Regions from separate parts of the Homo sapiens genome. Here region 2 is linked to region 1. A link is an interaction called in ENCODE POLR2A ChIA-PET data of the cell type or tissue named here. Cell type or tissue: MCF 10A. All regions are shown on one strand. Links, peaks and the distances in the headings refer to the core of each region. The heading gives the core; the rest is flanking DNA.

Region 1 (8,153 bases), core at 1,711-6,710:
ATCTGCTTTGTTAAGGTCCTGCTTTCTTGCTGACGAACTACATGGCCAGTGTGCATCTCTCCCCGTTTAATACTTTTTACTTACATCTTATGCTGCTCAATGCTGTTTTTCTTGGAAAAAAATCGTTGCTGTTTGATCTTGGCAATTTGAATGGAAGTACTTGACTGAGATAGGGACTGGAAAAAAAGATCTATGTCAGTGATCTCAAAATTATTATTATTATTATTATTTTTGAGATGGAGTCTCACTCTGTCGCCCAGGCTGGAGGGCAGTGGCCTGATCTCGGCCCACTGCAACCTCTGCCTCCTGTGTTCAATCAAGCAATTCTCCTGTCTCAGCCTCCCAGGTAGCTGGGACTACAGGCGCCCGCTACATGCCCAGTTAATTTTTGATCCACCTGCCTCGGCCTCCCCAAGTGCTGAGATTACAGGCGTGAGCCACCGTGCCCAGCTGAGATCTCAAAATTAGAAAGGGAGAATGATCAGGAGAACTGACTACTGTAGGTCCACCCCCCGCCCCCCACCCCACACTGCCCCTCTTTGCTTACAATTGCCTGTAAGTAGCCACAGCATTTGTAAACTTTTCGAGGTCAGAGCCTAGTATTTAAGTTTGGTTTTCTCCTCTTTTCCAAAATGTGAAAATCAGTTTCTACAGCATCTTTGTATGTGAACATTTCCATTGCTTTTTATGAGTTTGTGTTCACTTTTTTATCCATTAAGCTGTGAACAGAAATGGGTCAATAATTCTAGAAGTACAGAGACTGATTTATAGGCATGCTTTGGCAGACATGAACAGATTCTTAGAGGCCTGGCTTTTTAAAAGTAATCTCCTGAACCTTTAGTAGGTTTCACTCTACATTCATTCATTCACCTCCCATTTATTGAAGGCTTACTTAATCAGTTAGGAATGCCTTCAGCCCAAGAAAGGAAAATCCCTAATGATAGTGCCTTAAGCAATGAAAACGTTGCAATTGGCAATTGGCACACACAGTGATTCCGGAGGTGGATGGTTCTATGGTTCAGTGGCTCGTTGGGCCCAACAAGGATTCAGACCATTTCTGTATTTCCACCTGTTGTCTTTTTAGCTATCATTGGCTTTTTGTTCTTAGGTTTGTCACCTCATGGTTGTCCAGTGATGGCAGCCACTGCACCTGGCATTCTACCCAGGACGGCAGGAAGTCATTAGGGAAATAAAAATTCTTCCAGAAGCCCCCTCAGCAGGCTTCTGCTGATATTTCATTGGCTATAACCATGTCAATTGGCTGTCACGGAGGCTGGAGGGTGGGCATTTGGGTTTTCCTGTCTTCACAGAGGAGATGAGTAAAGGAGGGGTTTACCTCCCAGGGAGCTATGAAGAGCTGAGTCGAGTAGGATCTAGGAAGTTCCCTGAGACAGCGCTTCTCATGCGTCAGTGTGCACATAATTCACCTGGGGATCTTGCTACAAAGGAAATTGAGATTCGGTAGAGCTGGAGCGGTGCCCAAGATTCTGCATTTCTAACAAGCTCCCTGGTGATGCCAGTGCTTTTGGCTCAAGGACCATCCTGTGTATAGCAGGCATCAAGGAACAAGGAAAGCATTACCAAAAAGGTGGCTCCTGAGCAGTGTTCTGAAAGATGAATAGAAATTTGCAGGGCAAGGAAGTGGTGGAGTTGCATGAAAGGGCGTGTGGTTTTGGGGAATAGACATTTAGTGGCTGGCTGCACCATAGAGAGCAGTGGGGGTGCAGGAAGCCTGGGAGAAGAGTGTTGGAAACTCACTGTGAAGGGCTTCGTGAGCTATGCTGGTTTGGATTTCATCCTCTGCAAGTTGAAAATCCAGAGGTGATTTTTAAGCAAGGAAGTGATATAATTAGATTCTTTTCCCCTTTTTATTCCCCCGGTTAGGTAACTCTGGCAAATTGATTACTTTTTAAAAAAAGGTTTTATTTTAGCTAAATTTGATGGGTATTATTTTGAATATAAAGAAAGTTGAATGCTAAGGCAGGACGCAGTGGCTCATGTCTGTAATCCCGGCACTTTGGGAGGCCAAGGTGGGTGGATCACTTGAGACCAATAGTTCCAGACCAGCCTGGACAACATGGTGAAACCCCATCTCTACTAAAAAAATACAAAAAGTAGCCGAGCGTGGTGGCACACACCTGTAATCCCAGCTACTCGGGAGGCTGAGGCACGAGAATCTCTTGAACCCAGGAGGTGGAGGTTGCAGTGAGCAGAGATCATGTCACTGCGCTCCAGCCTGGGTGACAGAGTGAGACTCTGCCTCAAAAAAAGGAAAAAAAAAAAAGAAAGGTAAACACCAGAAGGTGGACCTGAGGCATACCTCACTGTGCTTCGCCTGCTTGGGGTGGACATCGTTATTTCATTCAGATATTCTTCACTTTCACATCGCTCACATTCAGCCTTAGAATCCTGCTCAGTTCTAGAAGGGCTCCAGGCAGCCACCACCACCTAGTTGAAGTTGGCAGAGGAGATAAAACCAATTTGCCATCTTGAGATAGTTACCTTGAGGTTAGAAAAGCACTTACTATGTCTTTGTGCTTTTATTATCTTAAAACTTTAAGTTACTAATGCTTTTCTTTGTAAGTTTTTCAATTAGAGTTCTTTCTTCCTTTTTAACCACATTGATTTGAGTTTTAGGAGCTTGCCAAGTAGATGGTTTTTGGTTTTGGATGGGCTAGATGGTTGTTAAAGTTGGGTTTTCATTTCCCAGGATGAAATGAGTTGACTAGCTCAACCTTGATATGCTGTAAAAAATGTCTCTAGCCATTACCTTTATCCTTTCTCTTTTCACACAGATTTTTTGTTTGTTTGTTTCCTACTCTTAGAGCACTGGTTTTCAACACGGGCACTTTTGCCTGTCCTCACCCCACCCTGCCCCCACCCCCTGGGACATTTGTCGATGTCTGGAACCCTACTTGGTTGTCACAGCTGGGATCAGGGTGCTACTGGCATGTGGTGGTAGATTCCAGGGATGCTGCTAAATGTCACACAATGTGCAGGACAGCCCCCCTTACTAAAGGGTTTTCACCCCAAAGTGTCAGTAGTGCTGAGGCTGAGAAACTGTTTGGAGGAAAGTTTGGAGACTCAGCGCAAGTTTCCTTTTACTTCCCCAGCCTTTAAAATGGTTACCTTGTTATCTCTCGCGCTCTCTCTTTCTCTCTCTCTCCCCCCCCCCAACCTCTCCCTCTCTCTTTCTCCTTCTCTGTCTCTGAGTGTGTATATGTGTTTGCAGCAGCACTAGGGTAAAACTTGGGCTTCACTGGCAGGACCCTTGCATCACTTTCCTAGTAAAATAGTGAGAGTAAATAAATCACTTTGAATACATAATATGCCATTTTAAAGGGAATCAGCTTATTGCTTTCATAGGAGCATGGGTGCCCCAGATTCTTACAAATGCTTTCTGAGTTTTAGAGCTCAGAGCCGTTTTGCAGCAAGTAAAAAGATGGATGGTCATCTTTCAAGCAAGAAAGATAAATTTTATGGCAGCAGTTTTTAAATTGTGCTGGCAAAGAACAGCTAGCACAGAGTGATCTATTGATAAAAGAATTGTGGGGACTCCTTCCAGATTTGCAGTGAAACAAATGGTAATTGATGAATAGAATTCTCTCTCCCATTTTTTTTTCCTTGAACTTTGGTGCCTTGTGGTGCTTATTTATTAGTGAGAATTCTCAAGTCACAAAAGGAATAAACTTGTATAAGAGACTAGTGGTGAACAACCTGGCAATCAGAGGCTCACACTTGCTGAGTTTCCCAGCCTGCTTTTCCATGCACTCATGCTGGGGGTTCTGGTGCTATGCTGCAAACCCATGGTACACAGTTTTTTTCTTGTTAGTGTCAAGCTCTTTAGTATACTGATACTTCAGTGTTTTCCACAAAGCACACTGACTTCAGGGTGTCCCTTGGAAAAAATGAAATTGTGTAGGTCACATTTAGCTTTGTGACAGAGTATAAAATAAAAAGTACATCCCTTCCTGGTCAGTTCTCTGGTCCATCAAATGCCATCACTTGAGTTTTAGCAAAGCTCCACACCTCTGAGGGAGAAAGTTGATAGAATCATGAAGTTTTAGACTTGGAAGCAGACTTGGATGTGGTGTGAGTAGTTCCTAGCCTTTCAGGATGTGGGAACTGAGTTCACCCACTAGCTAGAGGTTGAGGGAGCAGAACCAGAATTCTGACTTCCACTGACTGTGAACTCTGTGTACCCCTGCACTGCTGGTGCACAAACTGGGTCCTGGGCCTGGGTGGCCTTATCAGTACAAGCAATGAAACGACAGGTCTCAACATAACACGTACATGGGCAGAGGGGACGTGCTGAAACGTGTAACATTTTTTCCTCTGAGACTGTGGTGCTGAATTGGAGTGAAAATAAGGTCATCTGCAGCTAGCTTCACGTTTGTGCCATTGCTCCTCAGGCTTAGGTGTTTTTGGAAGTCTTTCTTAAAACACATTCCTTTCAGACTGTTTCAACACGTATATCAACACATGTGGATCTCTCTCCAGTAAGCTTTGAGCTGATGTTTACCACATCTTACCAAGTTTGGTAAAAGTGAAGTGTAAGAATTACAATAAATTTTCCATGAGGACTAATTGAGGAATAAAAATACATGGGATAATTATGAACTCCATATTTTGGACCTGAATCACATTTGCTGCACAGTTATTGTTAGTTTAGGTAAAGGGGCTGGGAATACAGGATTAAGTACAAAGGTTATAGGACTAGGTTCATGCCGTCAGAGAACTTAGCTGCTTATAGAGAAGCTGTTTTAAGTTGTACTGATGAGGAAAGTTCACTGGGAGCTGAGAGAGAGGTGAGATCATTGTGTATGAAAGTGTAAGTAGAAAGATTTCATTTATTCATCCTTTTATTTGTTGTCAGCAATTAAGCATCTACAAATTTGATTTTCTAACTCCATGCCACATATTGTACAAGTCATTTGTATATAGTGGAAAACAAAGTGATATGATAATGGTAAAAAAATTGTAAAAGGCCATGTGGTCCCTTCCTTTACGGAACTTTTATTGCCACAGAGGAGGCAGATATTATTCAATAAACACTGGTAAATATGAAATTAAAAATTACAGTAGGCCAGACATGGTGGCATGTGCCTGTAATCCCAGCACTTTGGGAGGCCGTGGTAGACAGATAGCTTGAGCTCAGGAGTTCAAGACCAGCCTGGGCAACAGGCGAAACCCTGTCTCTCCAAAAAGTACAAAAATTAGCCGGGCGTGGTGGCACACACCTGTGGTTCCAGCTACTTCGGAGGCTGAGGTGGGAAGATCACCTGAGCCAAGAGGTCAAGGTGTGGTGAGCCGAGATTGTGCCACTGCCCTCTGGCCTGGGCTACAGAGTGAGACCCTGTGTCCAAAAAAAAAAAAAAATTATTGTATAAATGCTAAAGAGAAATAGATAGGTGTATGAGAGGGAATAATGGGTGTGACCAGGCAGGAAGAATAAAATGCAGAAGGCGCTATAGTTGGAAAGAGCTGAGGGTACACTTGAAAGTCTGACAGATCTTGTTTGCAGCTAGAGAGCCAGGAGGAGAGCGGGATGGAGGAGGTGGAGAGGCAGGGGCCAGGTAGGCAGAGGCCGAGTCTGCCTTGTGTAGCTATAGTGCCTTACAGACCAAGGTAAGGGGTTTAGATTTTATTCCAAGAGTCATGGGGGCTGTTATAGGCTTTAAACAGAGTCCTGGTATGATCTTGTGAAAATGTGAAGTGGTTATTCTGGGCACTGAATAGTGAGTAGAATGGAGGCAGAGACCAGTCAGGAGGCTTTTGTGATGGACTGGGTAAAAGGGATGGTGGAGGGAGGTGGAGAAGTGGATGGATTTAAGATGTGTCTGGAGGTAGACTCTTGACAGAACTTGCTAATGGATTGATTTGTGGCAAGACACTGGAGCAGAGAACGTTGAGGAGAGCATCCAGAATAACTCCCACCTGTTTTCCTGAGCAACTGGGTGATTGCTGGGGCTGTATACCTATTTGAGGAGAAGGAGTTTTGGGGGAGTCAGGAATTCAGGTTCAGATATGTTAAATAGTACACTCAGGAGATGTCTAGTAGGCAGCTGGGTAAGGAACTCAGAAGATAAGATAAACATTTTGGAGGCGTCACCACTGGATGGTATTTAAAGCCATGGGCTATAGACTTAGAATGGGATTTGAAGATAAATAAAACATTGATAGTTAAGGGGAAGAGAGACGACATTCTAAGTTGCTAGGGAAATATTCTGAGCAGAGGTATAGATATAGCATGGTCTGGGGACAGAGAGCCTTGATTTGGAGCAGATTCTCGGCCTTGGCACTCTTGCTATTTTGGGCTGGCTAATTCTTTGTTGTTGGGGGCTGTCCTGGCACTGTAGGATGTTTAGCAGAATCCCTGGCCTTCACCCACTAGATGTGGTTGTACTCCCCCCTACTCCAAGTCATGACAATTAAAAATGTCTCCAGATACTGCCAAATGTCCCTCGGCAGCAAAATTGAGAACCACTGATTTGGAATGAAGGGGAGATAAATTTAGATAACTGGGGAGAGGAGAGGGGGCACATTATGGATGGCTTTGAGAGTCTGTCACAACAGTTTAGCCTTGAGGCTGCAATCAGTAGTGATTCAATTGAGCCTTCTTGAGTTGTGCAGAGAGATTGATTTGATGAAAACGATTTTAGAAAAATGGGTCTGATGGTGAGTGAAAATGAATCAAATGGAGGAGAAAATAAATACAGCGAGAAAACAATCACAGGAATGAAGTGAGGAAAAGGAGGAGGAAAGGTGAATCCAAGTGACATTTTGGAGGACATTGGACATTATTAAGAAAACTACAAGAGGCGTAGTGGTAAAGGGAATACTGAGGTTTCAGGCCAAGGTGATAAAGAAATAATAGGGATATTTGATATAAATTTAATAGCTGATAGAAATTGAGCACTTAGAAAGGGAAGTGGTTTGTGGAGCATGAGGAGCAGAAAGATTGTGCATTTAATTTGAATATATGGGGTTGGGAGCCATAGGATATGACCTTCCCACTTAAGAGAGGAAGCCTTAATAGACAGTTGGAAATCAGGTGCAATTTAGGACTAGCTGTATAGACTTGGATTCAGCTGCATAGAGGTGATAATTGAAGCCAGGAGCATATTTAGAAGGTCTGAGGCCCATGACTAAGCCTTTGAGGGAAACTAAAAATGAGAGGACAGGAGGAGAGAGAGGACCTCTTAAGGGGCAGTCAGAGAGGTAGCAGGAAAACCAGGAAGGCAGAGTCATGACACCTGGTTTGCTTTACAGTTTGACTACCTGCTCTTAGCGCTGAATACAGCGTAGAGCTGCAGAAATATCAGTTTATTTTACTTTATTTTTTATTTCGAGACAGAGTCTTGCTCTGTTGCCCAGGCTGCAGTGCAGTGGTGTGATTAGCGTGATCTCGGCTCACTGCAATCTCTGCCTCCTAGGTTCAAGTGATTCTCCTGCCTCAGCCTCCTGAGTAGCTGGGATTACAGGTGGGCATCACTGTGCCCAGCTAATTTTTGTATTTTAGTAGAGATGGGGTTTCACCATGTTGGCCAGGGTGGTCTCGAACTCCTGACCTCAGGTGGTCCACCCGCCTCGGCCTCCCAAAGTGTTGCGATTACAGGCGTGAGCCACCGTGCCTAGCCTGAATTATCAATTTATGCCCATTAAGAAACAAATCAGGTTGGTATTTTGCAGACAGGATATATAGATTTATTAAGTCTACAGATTTATTTAGCACATTTTCTGTGCTGGTCCTGCATTAGAAGGCACTGGGGATATGAAGATGAGTGAAGTGGCCCATGCCCTCAAGGAATTCAGGGTTTAGAAGGGAAGACAAATGGGTATAAAAATAATTGCAATAGGATAGGACGAGTGCTGTGCAAACCTGGGGGTGAGGTCACCTGAGGGAGGAATGGGGCCTGTGAGGTGACTGAAGAAACAATACCTGCTCCGTGTCTTGAAGGATTTGGTAGGAATTTTCTAGGTGGATAGTGGAAAGGTGGGAAAGTCCTTTGCAGGGCAGCAAACCCTGTAAGTGCAAGGGTTTGGAACCTCAAACAACATGGCTTCTTCAGAAAATTTCAAGGTCTAGGGTGGTTGTAGCAGAAGGGTACAAGGTACAAGGTAGAATGGGAGGAGGCCCACTGAGTGATGGT
Region 2 (8,153 bases), core at 1,229-6,228, 1.6 Mb after region 1:
GCTGTGCTGTGTGCTGAGTATGGAGGAGGTAGGCTGAGATAGATGTGACCTTTGCTCTTGCAAAGCTGATATACTAAGGGTTGGACAGATGCTAAATGTGCAAAGAAACCCAATACTTGCAGATGGTGCTGGGTACTACCAAGGAAAGAAATAGGGTATATGACAGAGTACCTGGAAAGGGCACTGGCCAGCTTTTATGGGCAGGGAGGTCAAAGCAAACCTGTCTGGAGATGAGACAGGCCAGGAAAATCAGGGCAGGGGCCAGAGTAGGGCAAATGTGGTGCCTAGAGCCTCATTTTTTTTTTTAGACGGATTCTCGCCCTGTTGCCCAGGCTGGAGTGCAATGGCAGGATCTCGGCCCACTGCAACCTCTGCCTCCCAGGTTCAAGCAATTCTCCTGCCCCAGCTTCCTGAGTAGCTGGGATTACAGTACAGCCTCAAATTTAAGGAGGGACTCACTCACAGGATTGTGCAAATGCAAAGTTGGCTTTTGCATGACCCTGGGAGTAGGTGCCTCCTTAAATTTTGCACCCTCAGCAACTCCATCACCTGTCACTTTGCTAGTCCCAACCCTGATGGGAACAAATGCAGGGAAGGCATTCCAGATGGCGGGAACAGCAAGTACAAAAATCCAGAGGCCAGAAAGGCCTGGTGTGTTTCAGGAACAGAAACTCGGCTCCCATGACTGAAATGGAGTAGGGAAATCCTAATGGAGCCAGAGAGGCAGAACCACCAACAGGAAGAAGAAAAAAATGTTGGAAGTTATGAGAGTTGCTCACGTTTGATTCATTTGATTTATTTTATTGAAATGGAGTCTCACTCTGTTGCCCAGGCTGGAGTGTAGTGGCACGATCTAGGCTCACTGCAACCTCCACCTCCTAGGCTTAAGTGATTCTCTCATCTCAGCCTCCCAAAGTGCTGGGATTACAGGCGTGAGCCACCATGCCCCACCTGAAGCAATTTCTTTGTTGTCTTTTTTTTTTTTAACTTCTCTCATAGAAATAATTAACCCTCAAAAACACTCAGTGTTGACAAAGGGTGGTGTGAGGACACAGAAAGTATCACACTATCATTGGCAGAAACTTCCTGGAAAGCAACTTAACAGTCTGTATCCAAAGACTTAAAATCATTAACAGCCTTTTCCCCAATAACTCCACTTCTCGGAATCTATCCTAAGGAAATCTGCCACAGCCAGAGTGATTTTTTCCGTCCCCTTAAGAAATGGTCTCATCCTGTTGCCCAGGCTGGAGTGCAGAGGCACCATTATGGCTCACCACAGCCTGAAACTCGTGGGCTCAAGCGATTCTCCCACCTCAGCCTCCCAAGTAATTGGGATCACAGGCATGCCTCCACATCCATATGCCTAGTTGGATAATATTTTGACCAATAAAGAAAAAGAGGGCCAGGCGCGGTGGCTCACGCCTGTAATCCCATCACTTTGGGAGGCCGAGGCGGGCGGATCACGAGGTCAGGAGATTGAGACCATCCTGGCTAACACGGTGAAACCCCGTCTCCACTAAAAATACAAAAAAACAAAATTAGCCGGGCTTGGTGGCGGGCGCCTGTAATCCCAGCTACTCGGGAGGCTGAGGCGGGAGAATGGCTTAAACCCGGGAGGCAGAGCTTGCAGTGAGCCGAGATTGCGCCACTGCACTCTAGCCTGGGCGACAGAGCGAGACTCCTTCTCAAAAAATAATAATAATAAAATAAAAAAATAAAAAAGAAAAAGAAAGGTAGTACCAGAGATTGTGTCCAGTTGCTCAAGCAATTTCTAACTTGTCTAATTTTAAAAATTTTTAAATTTTTATACAAAATTAGCCGGGCATGGTGGCATGTGTCTGTAATCTTAGCTACTTGGGAGGCTGAGGCAGGAGACTCACTTGAACCTGGAAGGCAGAGGTTGCAGTGAGCTGAAATCACACCATTGCACTCCAGCCTGGGCCACAAGAGTGAAACTCCGTCTGAAAAAAAAAATTTAATATTTTTTTTGTAGAGATGGGGGTCTCACTATGTTGCTCAGGCTGGCCTATAACTCCCAGGCTCAAGGATCTTCCAGTCTCAGCCTCCCATCACTGGAATTACAGGCATGAATCACTTCATCTAAATGATTTTTTTTTTTTTTTTTGAGACAGTCTTGCTCTGTCACCCAGGCCGGAGTTCAGTGGCACGATCTCGGCTCACTACAACCTCTGGCTCCTGGGTTCAAGCAATCCTCATGCCTCAGCTTCCCCAAATAGCTGGGACTACAGGCGTGCGCCACCATGCCTGGTTAATTTTTGTATTTTTTTGTAGAGACGGGGTTTCACCATATTTGTCAGGCTGGTCTCTTGACCTCAAGTGATCCACCCACCTCGGCCTCCCAAAGTGCTGGGATTACAGGAGTCAGCCATCCATGGTGCCCCGCGTTTTCTCTTTCTTCTTCTCCCTCCCTCCCTACCCTCCGCAGCCCAGCCTGGAGTGCAGTGGCAGGATCATAGGTCACTGCAGCCTCCACCCGCTGGACTCAAGTCATCCTCCTGCCTCACCCTCCTGAGTTCCTGGGACCACAGGCACGCGCTACCACGCCGGGTAATTTTTGTAATTTTTGTAGTCCCCATCATTTAGAACTGGCAAGATCCTCCCTTAGTGAGGGATTGGTGGCCATAAGCAAGGAGCCCAAGGTGGAGGGGATATGCATGTGTGTGGAGGTGTCAACTCCTCGTAATCTTCAAGTACTTTTGGTAACAATTTTTAATTGCACAAGCGATATATAAAGACGTTTTCTTTGCAACATAAAATGATAGGTTAAGACTCCTTATGCAGATAAGGTTTAGGCACTTGTTTAAGGAGCATCCTGGCCCACCTTTTAAAAAATGTGTATGCATTCACGTTATGCATCAGATGCTTTAGGGAATTTTTTTCCCTGGGGCATGGGGCATGTCATGGGGTAGACAGTCAGGTACGTCTCCTCTACCCAGCTGATTCTCTTTTTTTTTGGAGATGGAGTCTTGCTCTGTCGCCCAGGCTGGAGTGCAGTGGAGCGATCTCTGCTCACTGGGAGCTCCGCCTCCCGGGTTTACGCTATTCTCCTGCCTCAGCCTCCGGAGTAGCTGGGACTACAGGCGCCCGCCACCACGCCCGGCTAATTTTTTGTATTTTTAGTAGAGACGGGGTTTCACTGTGTTAGCCAGGATGGTCTCGATCTCCTGACCTCGAGATCTGCCCGCCTCGGCCTCCCAAAGTGCTGGGATTACAGGTGTGATCCACCGCGCCCGGCCTTCTCTCTTTCTTTTCTCCTTTTCTTTCCTTTCCTCCCTCCTTTCCTTCCTTCCTCCCTCCCTCCTTCCCTCCCTCCCTCGTTTCCTTCCTTCCTTCCTTTTTCTTCCCTCCCTGCTTTCTCTCTCTCTCTCTCTTATATTTTTTTGAGACAGAGTTTCACTCTTGTTCTCCAGGCTGGACTGCAATGGTCTGATCTTGGCTCACTGCAACCTCGGCCTATTGGGTTCAAGCGATTCCCCTGCCTCAGCCTCCCAAGTAGCTGGGATTACAGGCGCCCTCCACCATGCCCGGCTAATTTTTGTATTTTTAGTAGAGGCGGGGTTTCTCCATGTTGGCCAGGCTGGTCTGGAACTCCTCACCTCAGATGATCCGCCCACCTCGGCCTCCCAAAGTGCTGGGATTACAGGCGTGACCCACCGCGCCTAGCCCCCAGCTTCTTTCACCAGCAGAAGGCGGGCAAGCCTCAGGGTGAGAGGACTTCAAAGCACATTTCACATTGCAGAGGACAGGGTTTGGTGGTCGTGGGTACTCCCTTCCCTTCCATCGTTTAGTTTTTTTCATTGGGAAGAAATGGTAAAAGGTGCTAGGACTCGATGGGCACATTTCAGGTGGAGGTTGGGAAGGTGGATATCCACCTGTCGATCTGACTATTTTCACTTTCCACCCCGCCCCGTAGAAAGTGGGAAAACTGGCACACGTGAATCCAAGGGCGCGCCTGTGTGCGCGCGCACCCCAGGGCAACAGCCCGCCCCCCCCCCCCCCCCCCACCGCAGGTCCTTGATTGGACGCCTGTTTACACCTGACTGCCTGGCCCTCCGGTGCTTTCCGGGAAGCATTTGGGAGAAAAGTGTGTGGCCGCAGTAGTGGAGATCCCGTCTTAGGATTCGTCACCGCTACGCCCAGACCTCTTCGCCGTCCAAGAGCCTGGGGCCGTGGGGGGCGGGGCGGCCTGCTATCGGCCCCGCCCCGCCGACAGGACCCGCCTCTCTCCGCAGGCACGGCGGGGCCGACCCCGCCTCTCGCTCCCAGCATGCCGTGCGACAGCGGCGGCGCGGCGAGCGGAGCCGGGAGGCGGGGAAGCAGTGGCCGTGTGAGCGTGAGGAGCTGCCGCCACCGCCTGTTCCTCGTCGTCCTCCTCCTCGGGGGCCCCGGCGACGTGGGCCGCGCAGGGCCCTGGAAGAGACGTCGCCTCCCCTTCATCCGCCTCTCTCTCACCGCGCCGCTCCCGCCTCCTCGTCCTGTGCTGCGGGCTCAGGCGGAACCCGAAACGGTCGTCCTCTTCCCCCGCCCGCCGCCGCCTCCTCCTCCTCCTCCTTCTCGGCTTCCTTCTCAGCCCCGGGCCGGAGCGGGGTGTTGGCGGCGGCCGGTTCGGGTGGCGACTCGCGCTTCTCTGGGCGGCGGCGCTTGGCCATATCGTGTCGGGGAAGGTAATGAGCCGCAGAGCCCCGGGGTCTCGGCTGAGCGGCGGCGGCGGCGGCGGCGGCGGCGGCGGCACCAACGGCACCAACTATTCGCGGAGCTGGAATGACTGGCAACCCAGGTGGGTGACCGGCCCGGGACCCCGCCCCGACCTCCCGGGCTCCGCCTCGGGCGGGCGGAGGCCTAGGGCCGCGGGGCTGGGAGGCGCGGCCTAGGCCCTCCACCCCCGGGAGCCGGGCGCGGCTTCCTGGGTCTCCTCCGCCCCGGCTGGGGGAGGAAGGCCGCGGGGAGGCGAGGCCTAAGTGCCTCTCCCCTCCCTGCTTGTTCAGCCCGGGGCTGAAGCCGAGACCCGGGGCTCCCGGCGGTGGCACTGGCCTAGGGTCGGGACCAGGAGGTGAGAAAGAGGCGGGGGTGGGGGGGCGGGGGGCATTCCACTTACCGCTTCCCCCTGACCCCGAGTTGGGAGATTCTGAGAGTACAGGACCCTCCCTGTTACTCATTCACTTTCTCGGTTCCCCAGTCTTTCAGCCGCCACGTGAGAGCTCTTCTAACCTCTGTTCCTTTCTGTGACCCCCACGTGGTAATATTGAAAAAACCAAAACAAAACTCCAGCTAAGGCATTGCTCTGACTTTAGGCAGAACATTCATTAGTGGAGCGTGAGATGAGATTGTGTGACTGTTGATGGGATCGACCTACTCTGGTCTTGGGCGATGGAAGTTTTCCCTAAGTGCAAGGCCGGTTACTCTGGTGAATCGTAATTCATACCTGGACACTTGAGTGAACTCTGGGCACCCACTTAGAAGTCTAGAGAATTTCCTCTTTTATGGAGGATTTGATGTCAGACCGTTTTGGGGCTTAGTTAGATTTGAATATATTAGGAACATTAACTTTTTAAATAAATGTAATTTCCTGTCTTTTTGATCAATGGGGGGAGGGCAGCTGTGCCTAATTTAGGATTGATTTATTCTAACCTCTCTTACTAAATAAATGCTTGTATTCAGAGTCTGTTTGGAATTTAACCCAATGCTTAGAACTCCTTAAATATACAGAAATATATTTTAGGGGTAATTGATTCATGGAACTCTCCTACTTTGGAGCACAATTGTATTATAATTGTCCGGAAACTGGCCAGATAATGTAGAACGCACAAGTTGTTGAGAAGCCCTTTTGTTTCCTGATAGTTACATGTAATTCCAGCAGTATTTGGAAATAATTTGCTAAGATGTTAGAATGTAACATTTGAAGACTCGTTAGAAAAATCAATAAAATTATCTTTGGCTAATGGGTAGTACACATCTTAGTCTGTTTAATATGCCTTTCCAAAAAAAACTGTGTCTGTTGAGAATTGGTGTATATAACTAGATGACTTTAATAATTAGTGCCTGAGTCTAGAATTGAGATGTTTAGTCGTAAAAAAAAATATTGTTCGATAAACAGCGTTGACTTGTCTTGTACCACTTAAGAGTTTGTGAGTGCTTTAAATAAAATTAGTTGATTAAGTATTTTTTTTCCTATGATTGACATGCTTAGTTTTGCCTTTTTATTGAAATGTGTGAAATTTGATTTTCTGGCATCTAACAAATTAGGTGGTAAATGAATGACAATGGATTTTCTATTATTTTTCAGTATTGTGATCAGTATAAGTATATAAGAGAATTTAGTAACCTTTTAGAAGAATAAAGTGCCCTTCCCAAATAGTCCTACAGCTTTTGGAAAAGTGTAAATTGTAGTTTGTAGTTCTAAATAAATAGAGAAGAGTCGCAGCCACGTGCTAGGGCCAGCTGACTTCATTGCTGACAGGTATGAAGCCAAATGGCTTATGTAGTTATGGAATATGTACATGAGCTATTAATAAATATTATCCATGTTGTTTCTTTCAAGTGCTTTATTTCTTGGCTCTGGGGAGGGGCGATGGGGGAAGGGAGGAGCTTACAAGAAAGCTTGCAAGGTTTCTTTGAAGCTGTGCTTTTTGTAGGAAAGTTTCAGGATGTAACGCCTTGGTAGACGATACTGTGATACATTTGGTTACAGGCAATAACAGTTTGTTAGGATGTTGGAAAAATTTGATTTTCTCCTGTTGTAGAGGGAACAGGGAAGTGTGGACATACCCCATAGCATAACTTGATTTGTTGCTAAGATTGTCATAGCTGATTTGTTAGTCAATAAAAATACCTGGGGTGTTTGCCAAGTCATAAATTTTTATTAGTTAAATTTGAGGTGATTCTGTCCCCTATTCAGAAAGATGACAGACTCCAGGTAACTGACGGAACAGATCTTGATCTTGCTTCTTGCTTAAATGAAGGTTTAGAACATCTTCAGATGCAGGCACATTTATTATTGTTCATCTGAATAATTTTGGTGAAAATTTTTTTGCCTCTTATGTACCATTTTGTCCCTGGTGTTTTGGTTCTGTTTTCCTTGATGTAGGCTTTTTTTTTTTTTTTTTTTTTGTCTTCCTGAGATGGAGTCTTGCTCTGTCTCCCAGGCTGGAGTGCAGTGGTGTAATCTCGACTCACTGCAGCCCCTGCCTCCCGGTTACAGGGAAAAATTCTCCTGCCTCAGCCTCCTGAGTAGCTGGGATTACAGGCGTCCAGCTAATTTTTGTATTTTTAGTAGAGACGAGATTCCACCATGTTGGCCGGCCTGTTCTCGGACTCCTGACTCAGGTGATCCGCCTGCTTTGGCCTCCCAAAGTGCTGGGATTACAGGTGTAAGTCATCGCACTCAGCCGATTTAGGCTTTTGAAAAAGCAATACTTGTTGATTTCTTTTAGTGTTAGTTTGCCAGTTGGTGTGGAAAATGACTGTTGAGACAATTTTGACCACACATGATACTTCACACATACTGACAGGAAGTGTTCCAGGTGGCTGAATATGTGAATGTCATATGGCAAGAGAGCAAACCCGTGTTCCATAGAAGCATACCTCCAACAGTAAGCATTTATATGGCACTGGCTTATAGTCTTCCTTTTCATTCACTGTGCTCTCAGTCAACTCTTCTGTCAATTTTTTTGAGACGGTCTTGCTGTGTCACCCAGGCTGGAGTGCAGCGGCACAGATACTTGGCTTACTGCAGTCTCGACCTCCCAGGCTCAAGCCTCCTGCCTCAGCATCCACAAGTAGCTGGGGCTACAGGCGCTTGCCAACAGCCCGGCTCATTTTTGTATTTTTTGTAGAGATGGGGTTTTCACCACGTTGCCCAGGCTGGTCTTGAACCCCTGAACGCAAGCAATCTGCCCACCTTCAGCCTCCCAAAGTGTTGAGATTACAGGTGTGAGCCACTGCACCCGACATTTAAGAATGGTTAAGCAGGCCGGGGGCAGTGGCTCACGCCTGTAATCCCAGCACTTTGGGAGGCTGAGGTGGGTGGATCACCTGAGGTCAGGAGTTCGAGACCAGCCTGGCCAACCGACATGGTGAAACCCCCGTCTCTACTAAAAAAAAATAAATAAATAAATTAGCGGGATGTGGTGGTG

What was found. ChIA-PET counts read pairs that join two places held together with the same protein. Peaks named below come from ENCODE experiments on the same cell type or tissue, not always from the same donor. Only the 100,000 strongest peaks of a DNase experiment are listed, where the experiment ranks them.
Region 2: POLR2A ChIA-PET joins it to region 1 with 9 read pairs; 3 of 35 experiments call an interaction of 5 or more read pairs at or near these places.

What each region holds. Positions count from the first base shown.
Region 1 is chr16:23,138,608-23,146,760 of GRCh38, reverse strand. All of the region lies in intron 1 of USP31 (ubiquitin specific peptidase 31), which reads left to right. Among named protein-coding and RNA genes, the nearest start is that of USP31, 6.8 kb to the left of the region's middle. In MCF 10A, for the core only: no CTCF peak of the experiment used is centred there; no DNase peak of the experiment used is centred there.
Region 2 is chr16:21,498,422-21,506,574 of GRCh38, reverse strand. LOC124903662 (a long non-coding RNA gene) reads right to left here and starts at 4,264. Exons shown (of 2, transcript XR_007065024.1): 1 at 4,058-4,264. MIR3680-1 (microRNA 3680-1) reads left to right here and starts at 440; the gene lies at 440-526. It also overlaps the pseudogene SMG1P3. RefSeq lists enhancers at 3,560-4,076, 4,077-4,592, 4,593-5,109 and silencers at 4,065-4,414, 4,435-4,484, 4,595-4,644, 4,735-5,044. In MCF 10A, for the core only: no CTCF peak of the experiment used is centred there; DNase peaks (open chromatin) are centred at 4,084 and 4,878.